2 separate regions of the Homo sapiens genome follow, and region 2 is linked to region 1. A link is a loop called in an ENCODE intact Hi-C map of the cell type or tissue named here. Cell type or tissue: lower leg skin. All regions are shown on one strand. Each heading gives the region's core, and the rest is flanking DNA. Links, peaks and the distances in the headings are about the cores only.

The links. Hi-C counts contacts between places; a loop is a spot of excess contacts. Peaks named below come from ENCODE experiments on the same cell type or tissue, not always from the same donor. Only the 100,000 strongest peaks of a DNase experiment are listed, where the experiment ranks them.
Region 2: a loop joins it to region 1, with 4 times the contacts of the local background. A loop is called at or near these places in 5 of 110 quality-filtered maps.

What each region holds. Positions count from the first base shown.
Region 1 is chr9:32,599,489-32,609,791 of GRCh38, forward strand. LOC105376015 (a long non-coding RNA gene) reads right to left here and starts at 9,513. Exons shown (of 2, transcript XR_929553.1): 1 at 9,404-9,513; 2 at 4,419-4,979. In lower leg skin, for the core only: no CTCF peak of the experiment used is centred there; no DNase peak of the experiment used is centred there.
Region 2 is chr9:32,949,395-32,959,697 of GRCh38, forward strand. No RefSeq gene overlaps it. Among named protein-coding and RNA genes, the nearest start is that of APTX, 47 kb to the right of the region's middle. RefSeq lists an enhancer at 8,098-9,297. In lower leg skin, for the core only: no CTCF peak of the experiment used is centred there; no DNase peak of the experiment used is centred there.

The DNA of each region.
Region 1 (10,303 bases), core at 1,534-9,533:
AGAGCCTGTCATTTGCAACAACATGGATGGAACTGGAGGTCATTATGTTAAGTGAAATAAGCTAGGAACAGAAAGATGAATATCTCATGAATATCTCACTTATTTGTGGGACCTAAAAATCAAAACAATTGAACTCAAGGACAGAGAGAGTAGAAGGATGGTTACCAGAGGCGGGGAAGGGTAGTGGGGGGGTGAGTGCTAAGGAGGAGATTAATGGGTACAAAAAAGTTGGAAAGAATGCATAAGACCCAGTATTTGATAGCCCAACAGGGCGACTATAGTCAATAGCAACTTACTTGTACACGTTAAAACAACTAATACAGTGTAATTGGATTGTTTGTAACACAAAGGATAAATACCTGAGGGGATGGATACTCCATTCTCCGTAATGTGGTTATTTCACAGTGTATGCCTGTATCAAAACATCTCATGTATCCCATAAATATGTACATCTACTATGTACCCACAAAAATTAAAAATTAAAAAAAAATTTTTTAAAGATCCCAAGTTTGTGCCAGGCACTTTATGTATACAAATACAGCAAATTTAGAATTATTGATATCATGTAGTGAAGAAGGAAACTCAGTCCTAAAATTTTGTTATCATGCTGAAAGTTTTGAAATTATCAGCATGTTGTCTTATTCCTATTCAAATCAATTGTTTTCATTTCTCGATGATAATACTTTTATTATTATTATTATGTCAAGCAAGTGATCTCAGTTTCCCTGATATAAATATTTCAAAGGCAGTAATGACATGCCAGATAAAAGAATAAGGTTTGAGGGCAGCGAGTCCTGTGTTCAGATTCCATCAAATATTAATCAGTTGTGTGAACTTACACACAAAACATATTTTAATTTTCTGAGCATCAGCTTTCTAGTTTTCAAAATAAGAATAATAAAAGTACTTACATCATAATTTTTAAGAAGATTAAGGGAGCTCTTGAACATTTAAAATAGGGAACATCAAATAGGTAGTTGGATATATGAGACTAGAATTTGGAAGAAAAATCTGTGTGGGTGATATAAATTTGTGGTCATATGCCTGTCAATAACGGAAGCCAAGTTGTGAATGGCACTACCTAGGAAAGAAGTATACAGAGATGAAAGGGCAAGGCCTGCAACTGAACACTGATTCCTTAATTGAGCTTCCTGAGCACATCAGAGTAGCAAATTTTGTGATGAAATTTGAAACTATGAGTGATTGTCTAGGTGGAGAAGGAAGGAAGGAGTATTTTGATGGTGACCAGCAGAAGAGGTCTAAGGCAACACAGAATATTCTGGGAGAGGTGGTGGCTAGGGTATAAGAACACTGCTGCTAAGGGAGATGGGAAGTAATTAAGACTCAGAAGCAAACAGAAGAGGAAGCTCCCCCAGGGAATTAAGAGTTATACAGTTGGATGTCTAAGGAAACAGAACAGCATCTTTCTTGCGAGGACTGAGCCAGGCTACTGGTAGGAAGGGAACTCAAAGAGCGAACTCCAACACTTTTGGTTGGAGACCTTGAACCAATGTGCAGAACAGACATGGCTTATGTCTGACATTGATGGGGGTGGGGTGGAAGCAGGCAGAGCAGGGGTATATTAAGTCTCTAGAAGATACATGGTCCTGGTACTGTCTTCACTTCTACTTTTCTGCCACTATGGAAAGAGTAGTTGAAATTCTACAAGCTGAGAGATTTCATATCTACCCAGACCTTAAGACTTCCTCAATAAAGTTTGGCAGATGGCAAATACAGAGCATGATCAGACCTGTGGAAATCTACCCAAAAGCCAGATGTCACCTCCCCTGTGTCCTCTGATTCCCGCATCTGCTCACACTGCTCAGCCTCACTGCATCAACCTGGATGCAGAACTCAGCACCTCTCCTAGTCCTGCTGCTCTCCACCAAATCCAGCCACAGAAAAGCTTCAGTGAGCAATGTTAATTTCCCTGAAGACTCTGTGGGTCCTGGAGGAGAAGGAGGGGACAGGAAGGGTAGCTATATCATACAACCTGAAGAAAACAAGGTAAAAACTGACATTCTATATTTGTACCTCCACAAATCCCTTCCTGGTTTATCCTCTCTAGGGATTTTTATCCCTGAATCCTCCCAGATTTCACTGCTTAATTCTCTCCCCTAGATTCTTGATCATCCTACCCCCAACTCCTGCCTTCATTTTCATTTTTTTTCCTTCCCTTTCTTACGCAAGCAATTTAGCCACTTCCCTCAATTCATAAACTTACAGACCCCAGGACATCATGATGCTCTGCAAAACAAGATACTCTACAGTAACAAAATTCACCCTCCTAAAGAAGCAGTTGGGGTAACAAACAATAATTTGTTGATGTTTTGTATAACAATCTGAAAAAGTAAAATGATATTAGCCGTGCCACCTCAAGGAGCACCTAGTTTGTGCCAGGTGCTTTATACATATACAGGTACAGCAAATTTAGGATTATTGATATCATTCATAAAGAAGAAAAGTCAGCTCAGAGAGATTAAATGTATAACCTGCCTAAAAACACAAACTCAAGGAGGTGGCCCAGGATCAAAGCCTAGTTTTAACACTAAAGCCCATGACCTTTCCTATGCTGCTATATATTTTCAAGAACAGTTTGCTGGCAAATAATTATTTAGCTTTAAGCCATAAATTACTCAACCTAAAGATCTACAGTGTTGTAAGAATGCAAAGTGAGCCTGAATTGAACAAAACAAAACAAAAAACAATATGTAGGGCTATGAACAAGGGATGGGAGTGGAGGAGAGACTATGATTTTTGTGTACTTCGAATGTATCAGGTTCTGTGGTCCAGTATTTACATACTTTTTCTCTTTTACTCCTTCCAACAACCCTGTGAAGCAGAGATTGTTATGTTCATGTTAACCGTCTCTCTCTCCGTCTCTCCTCTGTGGCTCATTTGCAAGGTTGACATGACATCTATTTTAATTTTGCTCAAGCTAAACTTATGCAGTGCTATGATATAAACTTCAGTTTCTCTGATCTACTGTAGTTCTTCTTGACCCTCTTCCTGGAAACTATTTATCACCCCTATGGAGAAAAACTTGAGGGCTGGCTGTTATTTTCTACTTACTTTTCTCTAGCCAGAAAATTTGTGAGAAGGAGGAAAGGTCATCAGGAGCTGCCTACAGTTGTTGCTAGCCTGGCTGGATTCTCTCTTGCAAGCCCCAGCAAATGTCCCTTACCAGGGCCAGTCTTCCCAGCATGGGACATTTTCTAACCCAAGGGCTTTGGTTGATCCCCCCATTCAGCAAGCACCCTGGAGAATGCCCGGCCCTGCCTACTCCTCTGCCTTAGCAAGGGTCTGCAGTGGCACGAAGAGTGGCTCCTACGCGTCAGTTTCCCCACCTCCTCGTGCCTCAATCCACTTCTTCCTCACATCAAGGCGAATTCAGAAAAAGTATCAGAATTTTGTTGACTCACCTTTCCTCATTTCTCTTTCTGAAAAGCAAGTGTCATTACAAGGTTGAAAGCCGTACAGTTGAAAGTAAAACTGTATTACATGAAGTTTTGCCCTTTTTTCAATCTTGATCACTGATGAGAAATTTTTGGCCCTTTAAAATGCAGTCATTTTATTCATTTTGTTAGGTACTGGGGGAAAATGCTCTCTGATCTGACTTCCTTTACCTCAAACTTTCAGAACAACTTTCAAGCAGGTGGGCCACACTCAGAAAAACCAAAGCCTGAAATTCAGTGTCAGGGTAAAAATAACATTAAGGATGGGGTGAAAAACAGTGAGCCTTATTTCACATTGACTTTAGAGGCTGAATTACAGCTAGATAGGAGGAATAAGTTCTAGTGTTGAGATGGCTTCTAATTTTATATTTACTTAAATCACATACTTATGTTTCCAAGAGCTTAAAAAAAAAAGGACAAGACACTTTGAAGTTTGTATCATTTCCAATACTAAAAATTCACTAAAGGTGAATCGTTGCAGGTTAAAAATCTCATATGCTAGGCCGGGCGCGGTGGCTCACGCCTGTAATCCCAGCACTTTGGAAGGCCGAGGCGGGCGGATCACGAGGCCAGGAGATTGAGACCATCCTGGGTAACACAGTGAAACGCCATCTCTACTAAAAATACAAAAAATTAGCCAGGCAAGGTGGCGGGCGCCTGTAGTCCCAGCTACTCGGGAGCCTGAGGCAGGAGAATGGCGTGAACCCCGGGGGGCGGAGCCTGCAGTGAGCCGAGATCGCGCCACGCACTCCAGCCTGGGCGACAGCGAGACTCTGTCTCAAAAAAAAAAAAAAAAAAAAAAAAAAAACTCATATGATAATAGACTTCAAAAACAACAACAAAAAAACCCAAAGCATCCTTATAATGACACAAAATATTAGAGTGGCATTAAAATGTGTCCCAAATATATAATATCATTTTCAAAAGATGTCGCCGTCTAAAAGCAACTGAGCTGAACATCTCTGACTTCACCATACTTTGCATTTATTTATCTTACAAAGTGAAACTAATTCTTTCATTACTTTTAGAGATTAATTCTGTGTGCTGACTTCAACAAGACGATGTTTTGCATTTGTGCTCAGCCACATTTTAAGCAACACCCTGAGAGAGTCAGTACTGTGTGCAGGGATTCAGCTGCACAGTTCACATCGAGATCAGCAAAAGGGTGGATAAATCCCTAGGTGCGGCTTTAATTTTGTTGCCAGGAAAAAAAAAAAACAAAAAACCCAACCAGTGTTCAGAGGCCATCAGGCTTAGCTTCTGCTCTGTGCCTCTGCGAAGTGCAATGCACAGGAAACAACACATCCTGGAGCCCCGACCCACTCTGAATTACAGCTGCCTGCCAGGCCCAGGAGGCTTGGTCCTAGGAGTCCAGCAACCAGGCTGTGCAGTGCGGCTGGGTCGAAAATTCCTGAGGGCTGATTATCTTCTTCTCAGCAGTTGGCAGGTGTGCGTCACCATCAGCTTAACTCTCCCTGTGTTCCCTGGATGACTCACAATGATCGCTTCCCATGTCACCTTAACCTAGTGAGCAAATTAGGAAGAGTTGTTTATTCATTTTAAACTATGATAATCCCTTCTAGTCACAATAGCTAAAGTGGTCATATGGCCACTGGCCATCACTATTGATCTTCTGGTATGTGTTGGGTATAGTTATGGAGGCAGAGTAGCAGTGGCCAAACACCTGTGTTCCGGGTTCAGGAACTGAAACCCTGGCTCCACCACTAACTATCTGCATGGCAGGGCAAGGTCCTTAACTTCATTAAACCTCCGGTTCCTTATTCGTAAAATGAAGACAATAATGGCACCCATTGGGAGGACTTAAAAAGCTAATACTGTGTATAGGAAAATTCTTAGCCCCATGTTAACATTCTCACTGATGCAGCTGCTGAAGATGATTAACATCTATTTTATTTAAGAAAGTTGATACCAAAGGTTTACATTTATATATTTTCCTAATTTAAAAAAATATTTTATATGACACATAATGATTTGTACATATTTATGGGGTGCATAGTGATGTTTCAACACATATGATGTATAGTGATAAGGTCAAGGTAATTAGCATAGCCATCATGTCAAACATTTATCATTTCTTTGTGTTGGGAACATTCTATATCCTCCTGCTAGCTATTTGAAACTATAGAGTATATTATTGTTAACTATCATCATCCTGTAGCGCTATATAACACTAGAACTCATTCCTTCTATCTAGCTGTAATTTTGTATTCTTCTACAAATCTATCCCTATGTCTCCCTTCCCTCTCCTTCCCAGCCTGTAGTACTGAGTTGCTTTACCAGTGATTAGGAATATAATGAAGTACTTCTGAAACCAGATGCTTTTTATTTTCAAGCTTTAAGCATTTATTTTCAATTGTACAAAACCATCTTGTTTCATGGATGAAGACAGAGAAATATAAGGCTTGCCTGAGATCACAAAGCTGACTAGAGGTAAAAATGCTACTAAAATTCTAGTGTCCTGATTTTCTTCCCAGGCTTTTTTGTCTCCATTGCCCTGCTTTTCCTTGTATGATCATATTCATCAGCGGAGACTCTCATATTCTAGCCATGTTCCTACAGAGCCATTCTAGATGTTAGTAATTTCACTTTTTGGCTGTTATAACAGAGAGCCTCAAAATAACACTGGGGCTAGCCTCAGTGGCTCATGCCTGTAATCCCAGCCCTTTGAGAGGCCTAGGTGGGTGGATCACTTGAGGTCAGGAGTTCCAGACCAGCCTGGCCAAGATAGCAAAACCCCGTCTCTACTAAAAATACAAAAAACTAGCTAGGCGAGATGGTGGGCAGGAGAATTGCTCAAACCCGGGAGGCGGAGGTTGCGGTGAGCTGAGATTGCAGCCACTGCACTCCAGCCTGGGCAACAGAGCAAAACTCTATCTCAAATAAATACAAAATAAATAAAAAATAACACTGGATTAAACAAGATACTTATCTCTCATGTTAAAATCCAGGTAAGCAATCCAGGGCTGGAATGGAGGCCCTGCAATCACCAGTTGCCCAAGCCTCCTGTGTCTTAATGCCCTGCCAATCTCAGCACCTAGTATCTGTTTTTGGTCTAAGGATGGCTACCCTCACTTCCACCTTCCCATCAGTGAGGATGTGGAAAGAGGTAAAAGCCTGGCTCCATTTAAGAGAACATGACATTTTTGCTCACATCCCATTCTTCTGAACTTAATCACATAGCTACATCTAGCTGCAAGGGAGGCTGGAAAATGGGACTCTTTGACTGCCCCCTGTGTAAGAAGGGGAGACTGGATACTGGAGTATAATTAATAGTTGTTGACACATGGACACCCTAAGCTTTAAGTAGTATGATATTTTTACAAAAATACTAGAGTTTTTAGAGTTTAATACAACAGCTAGAAGGTGTACATAGGTCCTAAGCATCAATGAAGGATCATTAATCCATTTCTCAGAATGTGATTCCAGACAGCAGCTTCCATCTGAGGGTCTACAAAGGTGGCATGGGGTTCTGCACATTATTACAAATATTTACCAAGCCAATGTATAAAAAGACAGGCAATAACAAATATTGACAAGGATGTAAAGAAACTGTAGCTCTTGTATTCTGCTGGCGGGAAAATGGTGCAGCCACTTTGTAAAACATTTTTCAGTTTCTTAAAATACTAAATAGAGTCACCATATGACCCAACAATTCAGCCATTATTATCTACCCAAGATAAATGAAAATCTACATTCACATGAAGATTTGTATATGAATATTCCTGAGAACATTAGCCATAATATCCAAAAAATGGAAATAACCCAAATGTTTTAACTGGTGAATGGATAAGAAAAATGTGGTATATCCATACAACAGAACACTATTCCAGTCATAAAAAGGAACAAAGTATTGACACATGCTTCAACATGAATGCATGTCAAATACATTAAGTGAAAGAAGACATAAACAAAAGACCATGGTTCCATTCATATGAATATAAATATATGAAATATCCATCACAGACACATCAATAGAAACAGAAAGCAGATCAGTGGTTTTGTGTGGCGGGGGTTGGGGGTGGTGCTGAAGGTGGAAATAGGAAGTGACTGCAAATGGGAATGAGGTTATTTTGGGGGTGAAGGAAATGTTCTAAAATTCCATTGCAGTAATGATTGCAAAACTCTTTAAACTTACTAAGAATTATTAAATTATACACTTTTATTTTTAGAGATGAGGTCTTGCTACATTGTTCAGGCTGCTCTCGAACTCCTGGCCTGAAGTGATTCTCCTGCCTTGGCCTCCCAAAGCTCTGGGATTACAGGCATAAGCCACCATACCCGGCCTGTTTTTAATTTTCTTTGCAGCCTTAGGAAATCTAGAATTCAAGGACACACCATGATTAGTTGCTGGGGATATTAAGTGGTTAAAAAAGCTGTGGCCTGCGCAGTGCTCAGGGATGGGAACAGGTGAACCAGGAGAGTGGCAACAAGCAATGGTAAGAGAAAACCCAGAGCAGAGTAATCACGCTGGACCCTTGCTGGGAGAACTAACCTTAAGGGGTGTGGAGGAGAGGACTCAAGTAGATAACAAAAACAGCACTCAGAGATATTCCCCAGTTCCCTGTGGTCCAGCTCAATCTTCTACAGTTTTCATGAGACTATACCACGCTGTGAGAATTGATATTCCTAATCATTCATTAATTCTTCACATATGCATCCACAAAGATTTCTTGAACCTCCTATTGCCAGGAGTAAGGATGTTCCTAAGAGCCCAAACCTGGTTTCTCGTTCTACCTCAGCTGCTTGTTCGAGTACAGGTCTCATCTCAGTATAAGTTTCTTCTTTCTTTTTTTTTGAATTTCAAAGAGCCTATATCTTCATGAATTTCATGAAAAAAAATTAAATAAACATGAGGTCTAAAATTTGCTTCTTGTGCCTGCAATAAATCTTTCCAGGAAGAACTACCTTCCCAGGTTTTTTTATCCTTTTGTTTTCCTTCCTTAATATTACAAAGTCCTTTCTGAGGTCATAAACCTAGCAACAATATACAACTTTAGACTTAAATGTGAAAAAACATTAAATGACCATAATTGACTCAGGATGAAGTGATCTAATCTGAATACCAATAATAAATTTTAAAAAATTTTTTCTTTATTCCTTCTAAAAAAAGAAAAACAGGATACATGTGCAGAACATACAGGTTTGTACATAGGTATATGTGTGCCATGGTGGTTGGCTGCACCTATTGATCCATTCTCTAAGTTCCCTTCCCTCACTCCCCACCCTGCAAGCAGCCCTGGTGTGTGTTGTTCTCCTCTCTGTGTCCATGTGTTCTCAGTGTTCAGCTCCTACTTATGAGTGAGAACAAGCAGTGTTTGGTTTTCTGTGCCTGTGTTAGTTTGCTGAGGATGATGGTTTCCAGCTTCATCTATGTCCCTGCAAAGGACATGATCTCATTCCTTTTTATGGCTGCATAGTATTCCATGGTGTATATGTACCACATTTTCTCTATCCAGTCTATCATTGATGGACATTTGGGTTGGTTCCATGTCTTTGCTATTGTGAATAGTGCTGCAATAAACATATATGTGCATGTGTTTTTATAGCAGCATGACTTATAATCCTTTGGGTATATACTCAATAATGGGATTGCTGGGTCAAATGGTATTTCTGGTTCTAGATCCTTGAGGAATTGCCCCTCCAATAATAAATTTTTTAAAAATCATAGAATTCACTCCAAAGAAATCTAACCCAGGTAGCTTTGTGGGCGAGCCTTTTTAAATATTAAAAACACATATGATTCTCCCTCTATAAACTCCTTCAAAGTTAAAATGGAAAACCTACCTAATTATAGACAAGAAACCAAACAAACAAAACAAAACCAAAACCTAAAAATACCTTGGTACCAAAACTTAAAACAACAGCAACAACTATAAACCAATCTTATGTGTCAATACAGATGCAAAAACCTTGGGTAAACTACTTACAAATTAGGCTGGGTGCAGTGGCTCTGTAATTCCAACACTTTCGGAACCTGATGCAAGAGGATTGCTCGAAGCCAGGAGTTCAAGAACAGTCTGGCCAACATCGCAAGACCCCATCTTTAAAAAAAATTTAAAAATTAGCCGTGAGTGAGGGAGAGCTGGGCACAGTGGTGTACACCTGTAGACTCAGCTACTCAGAAGGCCAAGGTAGGAGGACTGCTTAAGCCCAGGAGTTCAAGGCTTCAGTGAGCTATGATAGCACCACTGCACTCCAGCCTGGGTGACAGAGCGAGACGACATCTCTAATAAATAAAAAACAAGAGAGAAAAAAAATTACAAATTAAATTAAATAACATATTTAGGGACTTTCCACCATGTTCAAGTAGAATTTCCTCAAAAAATATGAAGATTTTTTTTTTTTTTTTTTTTTTTTAGTATTCAGAAATATACTAGGCTGGGCATGGTGGCTCACACCTGTAATCCCAGCACTTTGGGAGGGTGAGGCAGGCGGATCACCTGAGGTCAGGAGTTTGAGACCAGCCTGGCCAATATGGTGAAACCCTGTCTCTACTATAAATACAAAATAAATTAGTCAGGCATGGTGGCAGGCACCTGTAATACCAGCTACTAGGGAGGCTGAGGCAGGAGAATCACTTGAACCCGGAAGACAGAGGTTGCAGTGAGCTGAGATCACGCCACTGCACAACAGCCTGGGCGACAAGAGTGAGAATCTGCCTCAAGAAAAAAAAAAAGAGAGAGAGAGAAAGGAAAAGAATATCCTAATATCGACATTTGTGACAGACTAAAGATGAGGACAGGCCGAGCACCGTGGCTCACGCCTGTATTCCCACCACTTTGGGAGGCTTAGGTGGGCGGATCATTTGAGGTCAGGAGTTGGAGAGC
Region 2 (10,303 bases), core at 1,011-9,010, 350 kb after region 1:
GGGATTACAGGTGCACAGCCACCATGCCCTGCTAATTTTTGTATTTTTAGTAGAGACAGGGTTTCACCATGTTGGCCAGGCTGGTTAGGAAGTCCTGACCTCAAGTGATCCACCCACCTCAGCCTCCCAAAGTGCTGGGATTACAGGTGTGAACCACCGCCCGGCCTGTTTTATGGTCTTGAGTCATTTAAATCCTTGCAGTGCAAAGAGCATGGACCAGTAACATCAGCATCACCGTCTGACAGCTTTTAAGAAATACAGAATTTCAGGTTCCACCTCAGACCTATTGAATCACAGTGTGCAGTTTAACAAGATTTCCAGGTGATTCCTATTGATGTTTGATATGTACTGGTTTAAATAACACTGTATTACCTGCTTTTTAAAAAATAGTCAGGTCACATTGAGCTGGGAAATCACCTGGCACCAGCTCTTTTTTAAGGATAGAGCTATAATCATTTCTCCAACCTCTTATGGTAATGAGTCTGTTCAAGTTTTCAGCTTCTCTTTATGTCACTTTTATTCATTTATATTTTGCTAGGAAATCCTCAATATTTCCAAATAGTTAGAGTTCAAGTTAACACTCTCTCTCTCTCTTTTTTTTTTTTTTTTTTTGAGACAGTTTTGTTGCCCAGGCTGGAGTGCAGTGGTGTGATCACAGCTCACTGCAGCCTTGACCTGCTGGGCTCAAGCAATCCTCCCACCTCAGCCTCCCAAGTAGCTGGGACTACAGGTGTATGCCATCTAAACCCAGCTAATTTTTAAATTTTTTATAGAGATGGGGGTTCTCCCTATGTTGCCCAGGATGGTCTCAAACTCCTGGGCTGAAGCAATCTGCCCACCTCAGCCTCACCAAGTGTTGGGATTACAGATGTGAGCCACTATGCCCAACCAACATTCTCTTTAAATCATTTTTAACCTTTTCTATTTCTGTGGTTATGCGTGGGGAAAAGAAAGAGAGATCAGATTGTTACTGTGTCTATGTAGAAAAGGAAGACATAAGAAACTCCATTTTGATCTGTACGAAGAAAAATTGTTTTGCTTTGAGATGCCGTTAACCTGTAACTTTAGCCCCAACCCTGTGCTCACAGAAACATGTGCTGTATTGAATCAAACTTTAACGGATTTAGGGCTGTGCGGGATGTTTCTTGTTAACAATATGTTTGCAGGCAGTATGCTTGGTAAAATTCATCACCATTCTCCATTCTCGATTAACCAGGGACACAATGCACTGCGGAAAGCCGCAGGGACCTCTGCCCAAGAAAGCCTGGGTATTGTCCAAGGTTTCCCCCAACCGAGACAGCCTGAGATATGGCCTTGTGGGAAAGACCTTACCATCCCCCAGCCCGACATCCCTGAAGGGTCTGTGCTGAGGAGGAGTAGTGAAAGAGGGAGGCCTCTTTGCAGTTGGGATAAGAGGAAGGCTTCTGTCTCCTGCGCATACCTGGGAATGGAATGTCTCGGTTTAAAGCCGACCATTCCCATTCGTTCTATTCTGAGATAGGAGAAAACCACCCTGTGGCTGGAGGCGAGATATGCTGGCAGCAATACTGCTCTGTTACTCTTTGCTACACTGAGATGTTTGTGTAAAGTGAAACATAAATGTGGCCTATGTGCACATCCAGGCACAGTACCTTTCCATGAAATTATTCATGATACAGATTCCTTTGCTTACATGTTTCCCTGCTGACCTTCACCTGTTGCCCTGCTACACTTGCCTTGCTAAGACAGTAAAAATAATGATCAATAAATACTGAGGGAACTCAGAGACCAGTGCCGGTGCAGGTCCTCGCATGCTGAGCGTGCCGGTCCCCTGGGCCCACTGTTCTTTCTCTATGCTTTGTCTCTGTGTCCTATTTCTTTTCACAGTCTCTCGTCCCACCTGACGAGAAATACCCACACGTGTGGAGGGGCAGGCCCCCTTCAGTTATGTCTCTTTCTTACTCAAAATATCATATAATTGTGCTTTCTTTTTTCTTTAACCTGGTTAGTGATGAGTTTATTTACTTTATTGCTCTTTTCAAAAAAACCAACTTCTGAATTTAAATAACTTTTTTTTTTTTTTTTATGAGACAGAGTCTTGCTCTGCCCAAGCTGGAGTGCAGTGGCGCAATCTCAGCTCACTGCAACCTCCGCCTCCTGGGTTCAAGCGATTCTCCTGCCTCGGCCTCTCGAGTAGCTGGGATTACAGGCGCGTGCCACCACGCCCAGCTAATTTTTGTATTTTTAGTACAGACGAGGTTTCACCATGTTGGTCAGGCTAGTCTGGAATTCCTGACCTCGTGATCCGCCCGCGTTGGCCTCCCAAAGTGCTAGAATTACCAGCATGAGCCACTGCGCCCGGCCTATATGACCTTTTGGTACATAGTTTTTGCTTTCTATTTTGTTAATTTTGGCCTTAATTTTGTAACTTCCCTTTTCCTAATTTCTCTTGGTTAAATTTCTCTTTATTTTTTACATATTTTTTCTAAGTTCTTAAGATGAGTTTATCTTCAGTCTCTTGTCTGTACAATGAAAGCTATTTAAATCAATCTACTTTATTCTGAAAATAGCTTTTGCTATATCCTACAGATTCTTGTATAAAATGTTAGACTTTACATTACTAAGCGTGCAAGTTCAGCATTGATTTCTGTAATAATCCAAAAGTTATCTGGCAGTATAATTCTTCACATCCAAATGGTCAAGATTTTTAGATACTTTTTAAATTATTAATTTATAATTTTAATTATGTTCAAATACTGTGGCCTGTATTAGTCCATTCTCACACTGCTAATAAAGAACTACCTGATGGTCGGGAGCAGTGGTTCATGCCTGTAATCCCAGCACTTTGGGAGGCCGAGGTGGGCAGATCACCTGAGGTCAGGAGTTCGAGACCAGCCTGGTCAACATGGGTGAAACCCTGTCTCTACTAAAAATACAAAAAATAAATAAATAAATAAAATTAGCCAGCCTGGTGGCATGCCCCTGTAATCCCAGCTACTCGGGAGGCTGAGGCAGGAGAATCGCTTGAATCTGGGAGGCAGAGGTTGCAGTGAGCTGAGATTGTGCCATTGCACTACAGCCTGGGCAACAAGAACGAAAACTCCATCTCCAAAAAAAAAAAAAAAAAAGAACTACATGAGACCGGGTAATTTATAAAGAGAAGAGGCTTCACTTGCTCCCAGTTCTGCAGGCTGTAAAGGAAACATGATGCTGGCACCTGTTCAGCTTCTTGGGAGGCCTCAGGAAACTTTCAATCATGTCAGAAGGTAAAGGGGACACAGGCACGCCTTACACAGCTGGAGCAGGAGCAGGGTGGGAGGTGTTACACACTTTTAAACAACCAGATCTCATGGTAACTCTATCAGCAGAACAGCACTAGAGGAATGGTGCTAAACCATTCGTGAGAAACTGCCCCCATGTCCAACCACCTCCCACCAGGCCCTACTGCCAACACTGGGGATTACAATTCAACATGAGATTTGGGTGGGGACACAGATCCAAGCCATATCATGGCCTGTGGTATACCTCTTCTATTTTTTAATGTATCAAGAATTGCTTAGGCCAGGTGTGGTGGCTCAAACCTGTAATCCCAACACTTTGGGAGGCTGGTGGGGTGGGGAAGGATCAGAATCACTTTAGGGTAGGAGTTTGAGACCAGCTTGGGTAACATAGTGAGACCTCATCTCGACAAAAAATTTAAAAATTGAAATTAGCTGGACATGGTGCCATGCACCTATAGTCCTAGCTACTCAGGAGGCTGAGGCGGGAGAATTGCTTGGGTCCAGGAGTTTGAAGTTACAGTGAGCTATGATCGTGACACTGCACTCCAGCTTGGGTGACAGAGGGAGACCCTATCTCCAGGGGAAGAAAAGAAAAAGAATTTCTTTGTGGCCAAATATGGGATCAACTATTTTAAAGGTACTATGATCATATGGGAAATGTGTATCTTCTCTATTCAAAGAATATAAAGATCTTTCTAGATCCTCTACACGTAAGTGTATGTATGCACGTGGGTGCACACACACACACAAATGTTTACTGAATTGCTCGATTCCTAAATGTCCTTATTTTTTCGCCTCCTGGATTCATTACCGGAAAAGGAGTCTTGATCCAGACCCCAAGAGAGGGTTCTTGGGTCTCACGCAGGAAGGAATTCAAGGTGAGTCACAGAGTGCAGTGAAAGAAGCAAGTTATTTAGAAGCTACTCCCTTCCAGAGTACAGCACCCTCAGAAGGCAAGCAGAGGAACGCACCATCTTTGCTTTAAGTTTTTCTTATGTAGGGGGTCTTATGTATATAAAGACTAAGCTAAGCTGAGTCTACATGAGGGTGAGCAGACAGCATGACAAAATGTGTAATACTGATTTAAATAAAACTATCCTCGACATTCTAGTGTGTGAGTACCTCAAACCATAACTACAATTATATTCAAAGCACATACTGTTATGGATATCAGGACATCTGGACTTTCTGTTATTGTAGGAGTGTGTCCTTGCAGGCGTTAACAAGCTGCTACTTTAGCTGTAAACATCTAAGGACCATGGGTCATGACTGGCAAGGAATGTGCCTTGCTAGTTTCAAGATGGAGGTGATTTTAAAATGGTATCATCCTGGCTCCTCTAGGCTCCTGCTTCCCTAACAGAGATGTCCAAGTTTGATATACACATATTAAAATCTCTCACTATAATTATTTTGTTTATTTCACTAGTCAATAAAAGATTAAAGAATCATACAATAGTCAATCAAGACACAAGAGCTAAAGTAATCCCTTTGTTAAGCACCAAATGAATCAGAAAAACATTAAAGGAATTCTGTCAATAAAACTCTCTATAGCTAAACACATTGTGGATTAAATTATATATTTTTTCAGAAAAAAAATTCTTTTTCTGTTGATGTCTAATTAAATCCCTCACGCACAAGAACTACACATCAGATTATTTACCTCTTCCCAGCCTGCAAGTCGTAATTATTTCCCTTTGCTCATTTTTAATGTTGGCTTTTGTATGACTGAAAATGACTGTGCAATTAGATAATGCCATTTAAAAATATATATATATATTAGGTTTTTCTCCAGAAACAGAGCTATATATAATGAATACAGTGATGATGAACTAAAAAGCAATTCAGAAACACTTTTTATTATAATACAAAGTCCTCTTAAGCTAGCCTACAAATATGATTGTGAGCAAGTAACTTGACTGCATTGTTCACCTTTAAAGAGATTTCTTCTCTTTTTGTAAGTCCTCTTTGGGTTTTAAATAAAGGGGTAGATAACATGCAAGACTCAATTGTGTTGTGTCTACGGAGTCGTCTCACACAGAAAGAAATGAGTCACAGAAGGAGGAAAAATGCCCTCATGACCACCTTTGCTATTAGTGATATTGGCTTACAGCCTTTTAGATTTGGGGGATAGAGCACGTGGAAAACAGCAGGAAAGGACGCAGAGGGTGACTATTACAGTAACAACAGCTGTTTTCAATTATTCAGCATGTTTACATTCCACACTGGCACAGCAAATGATTGGGAAATGATTCTTTACCTGGCCAAATGTCTGGACGTTGACCTTGAAGTTAACTGTTGCTCCAGACACTTGTGAAATGAACTCCCCTAAACCTGTCACCGGTCAGAGCATTTTTTCCATTTTAAAAACATAAGTTTTTTAATGAATATAGAAACTACCACTGTAATCTCTTATCTTTGGAAGGGGGGCTAAATTATTTTTTCTCAAAATTCTTTTGAATTAAAAGCGACTTGCCTTGTCAAAGATGTCTTACTTCGTCCTAAGCAGTATTTAGCATCTACCAAAGTTGATATTTTCTTAAGCCTGCTCATTGTTGTGTAGTTACTTAGGACAGAAAAGAAACAAAGAATGCAGATGAATAAATGTATTAAACCAATTTCACAGGCAAGTTTCCCTTGAAAAACAACTCCTTGCCATAATCATCACATTCATTGAGTGACCATCTACCAAATGCTTTACTCCCATGATTTCATGTAATATTGACATTCACCCTACAAAGTAGATGGTATTACAGTGTCTGTTTTACAAGTGAGAAATCCGAGGAACAGGAAGTCAATTTGCCAAGTGTTGCACAGCTAAATCGATATTCCAGAGAATGTCACCTCAAAGCTTCTAGTGGGGCTGTCATGTAGGTTGTGGTCGCTTTGGATAACAGGAGACGCTAAGGAAAATCAGTACTGGTTACTGAGGATGGAAGAGGCGCAGATATTTCACCACAGGCGACGAAAACCCCACTTTTAGGCTGGCCACACAGGAGCCCCGAGGAAACTATGCGTCCCCTTCCTCCCCGCCCCCACACTGCCCTGGCCTGGGCGGAGCAGCGGCCGCAGTGTAACTGCTGTTGCCCAGATCGAACCAAGCCCGGTCCCAGTGACGAGCAGCGCCTGCGGGGCCAGAGCGTCTGGGAGCCTTTCATGACCCCAAAGCCCAGGGAGGTCCCCGCACCATCGGCCCCGCGCCCTAGCTCGGTCCGCCGTCGAGGGTGCCTGGAAGTCCCCTGCGGGCGCCGGGGAGAAAGCCCGGGGCTTAGCCTCCTCCATCCCCAGCCATCTGTCACCGCCTCCTAGGCCCCGGCTGGAGCCCCATGGGCGCCTCCCGCGCCTACCAAGGAGCCAGGGAGACAAGGATCCCGGAGACCTCTGGGGCGCCCTCCAGCTGAGGATTCCGCCGCGGCTCCCGCAGCCGCTTCTCCCCATTCGGTGCAGCCCACCTGGCCCAGCTCTCGGCCGGTCTCCCTCGGAGGTCCGAAAAGGGAGAGGGCGGGCCAGGGCTCCCCGCTGGCCGGAGCCGCAGCCCCTTTCCCCCTCCCCCACCCAGGGACCCTTCCCGGACCCTCCCGGGCGCAGCCCTCACCTGCTGCCCGCACCGCCTCCGAGGAAGGCCCTCGGGCTCCACCTGGCCTCATCACCGCTTCCCTTATCCGGGAGGAGGAGGAAACTCAACCCTCTAGGCCAGGCCCTGTGCTCACTTTAGATACTTTATTTCGTTTAATTCTTAGGGTTTTAACCCCTGAGTTTAAGGCGAAGGATCCGAGGTTCCGAAAAGCCATGCAGAGCAGGGAGGATTCAAACAGCCAAACCTGCTGGTCTCCGTGCTCTTGGTAGCGGAAGAGATTTTGATGGAGTAAGTCGTTTTTTAGCTATACTCCCTCTGTTAACATAATTAAAACTGGACCACCACCTTCTGGAAAGAAAGGCAGCTGGACAGCACAAGGGCTTTTATGAAAGGGACTAAAGGAAGATAGCATACCCCCAGCCCTCGTCTCAGCTTGGTAATTCTCATTTGCCTTTGAACGTTAACAGAAATTCCAGGCTCAGTAACCAGTTTCAGGAAAATGCTGTGCGTGAATACAAGAGGAGGCGCCTTGGCATAGGGGAAGCATTCTGTCCTCTGATGGACAGATCCTCCACTCCCGTCTTGGCCTGTGACACAAACACCTTGAGTTGTAAATTCCTCGAGCAAAGTGAGGCATTTTGGCATTTGCCAGGGGTGGTGACTGACACACAGGGAGCCTCAGTACTGTTTATTTGGTGTCTCCATACCTAGCAGACCACATTTTCCAGGCCCCATGTAGGGGGTGGGAGGGATCTCATTTTAAAGAGATCAGTTGATATTTCTCTTGGCAAATCTAGCACAGGACTTTTGTCCCCAAAGACTTCTGTTCTCACTGCTTGCCCACATGCCTGGGCAGCCTAATGCTCTCTACGCCCATCTTTCCTTCAGGAATGAGTTCCCATCTCTTTCTCAACAGTGGACACCACTCCAGTGTTCCTCCCACCACCTTTAACTGAAAAAACAAACTGCCTTTACAGAACACTGTGCACACAGGTCAGCCTGGCTCCTGGAAATGCAAACTGGAGTTTCAAAAAGATGAAAACATTCCTGGAGAATTTTTGGTGTTTTGGAGAGTGCCTCTGGGCAGATCACACACTGTGACAAGTTCCTCAATTGTGAAAATTCAATCATGCTTTCCACAAAGAACTGACTTTTCACACTTAACACTGGAGGTTGCTCATTTTCCCCCAAATCTTGAAGTGGATTTGGGATTAAGATACCAAAGCAAATGCATAGTTCTTTGAGCACTGCTCCTATCTCATGGTGTCTGCATACTGGCAGACAGACACAGGCAGGAAGTAGGGGGCCTCTGCTGATGGTTTCCTTGGAGTTAGAAAGGTTTGACACATCCAGCCCAGAGAAGGCAGAGGCTCCTGTAACCCCACCCTGCTGCCAGCTGTCAGTAGAAGAAAAACAGCTGGAGGAGGGGGGAGATCTCACACTCCAGTCTCCCTAATTTGCATGGCTTTCTGCTAGCAACTGTATTCTTTCCTCTTAAAATTATTGTAATCACAAATTCTCATTATTAGGGACATGGGACATTGGGAGAGGAGGAAACACTTTATATTAAAAAATTTCCGCTTGGTTCCAAGATGGCCGAATAGGAACAGCTCCAGTCTGCAGCTCCCAGCGTGATCGACACAGAAGACGGGTGATTTCCGCATTTCCAACTGAGGTACCTGGTTCATCTCATTGGGACTGGTTGGACAGTGGGTGCAGCCCACAGAGGGTGAGCCAAAGCAGGGCAGGGCATCACCTCACCCAGGAAGCCCAAGGGGTCAGGGGATTTCCCTTTCCTAGCCAAGGGCAGCCATGACAGACTGTGCCTGGAAAAATGGGACACTCCCGCCTAAATACTACACTTTTCCAATGGTCTTAGCAAATGGCACACCAGGAGATTATATCCCGCGCCTGGCTTGGCGGGTCCCACGCCCACGGAGCCTTGCTCACTGCTAGCGCAGCAGTCTGAGATCGACCTGTGAGGCAGCAGCCTGGCAGCGGCAGGGGCGTCCGCCATTGCTAAGGCTTGAGTAGGTAAACAAAGCAGCTGGGGAAGCTTGAACTGGGTGGAGCCCACCACAGCTCAGCAAGGCCTGCTGCCTCTGTTGACTCCACCTCTGGGGGCAGGGCATAGCTGAACAAAAGGCAGCAGAAACTTCTGCAGACTTAAACGTCCCTGTCTGACAGCTCTGGAGACCTGTGTTCTCCCAACATGGCGTTTGAGCTCTGAGGACAGACTGCCTCCTCAAGTGGGTCCCTGACCCCCGTGTAGCCTAACTAGGAGACATCTCCCAGTAGGGGCTGACTGACACTTCATACAGGCAGGTGCCCCTCTGGGACGAAGCTTCCAGAGGAAGGATAAGGCATCAATATTTGCTGTTCTGTAATATTTGCTGTTCTGCAGCCTCCGCTGGTGATACCCAGGCAAACAGGGTCTGGAGTGGACCTCCAGCAAATTCCAACAGACCTGCAGCTGAGGGACCTGACTGTTAGAAGGAAAACTAACAAACAGAAAGGAATAGCATCAACATCAACAAAATGGACATCCACACCAAAACCCCATCTGTAGGTCACCGACATCAAAGACCAAAGGTAGATAAAACCACAAAGATGGGGAGAAACCAGAGAAGAAAAGCTGAAAATTCTAAAAACCAAAGCGCCTATACTCCCCAAAGCATCACAGCTCCTCGCCAGCAACAGAACAAAGCTGGACGGAGAATGACTTTCACGAGTTGACAAAAGTAGGCTTCAGAAGGTCGGTAATAACAAACTTCTCCAAGCTAAAAGAGGATGTTCGAACCCATAGCAAGGAAGCTAAAAACCTTGAAAAAAGGTTAGATGAATGGCTAACTAGAATAAACAGCATAGAGAAGACCTTAAATGACCTGATGGAGCTGAAAACCATGGCACGAGAACTACGTGACGCATGCACAAGCTTCAGTAGCCAATTCGATCAAGTGGAAGAAAGGGTATCAGTGATTGAAGATCAAATGAATGAAATGAAGCGAGAAGAGAAGTTTAGAGAAAAAAGAGTAAAAAGAAACAAACAAAGCCTCCAAGAAATATGGGACTATGTGAAAAGACCAAATCGACATCTGATTGGTGTACCTGAAAGTGACAGGGAGAGTGGAACCAAGTTGGAAAACACTCTTCAGGATATTATCCAGGAGAAATTCCCCAACCTAGCAAGGTAGGCTGACATTCAAATTCAGGAAATACAGAGAACACCACAAAGATACTCCTTGAGAAGAGCAACTCCAAGACATAATTGTCAGATTCACCAAGGTTGAAATGAAGGAAAAAATGCTAAGGGCAGCCAGAAAGGTCAGGTTACCCACAAAGGGAAGCCCATCAGACTAATAGCAGATCTCTCGGCAGAAACTCTACAAGGCTGAAGAGAGTGGGGGCCAATATTCGACATTCTTAAAGAGAAGAATTTTCAGCCCAGAATGTCATATCCAGCCAAACT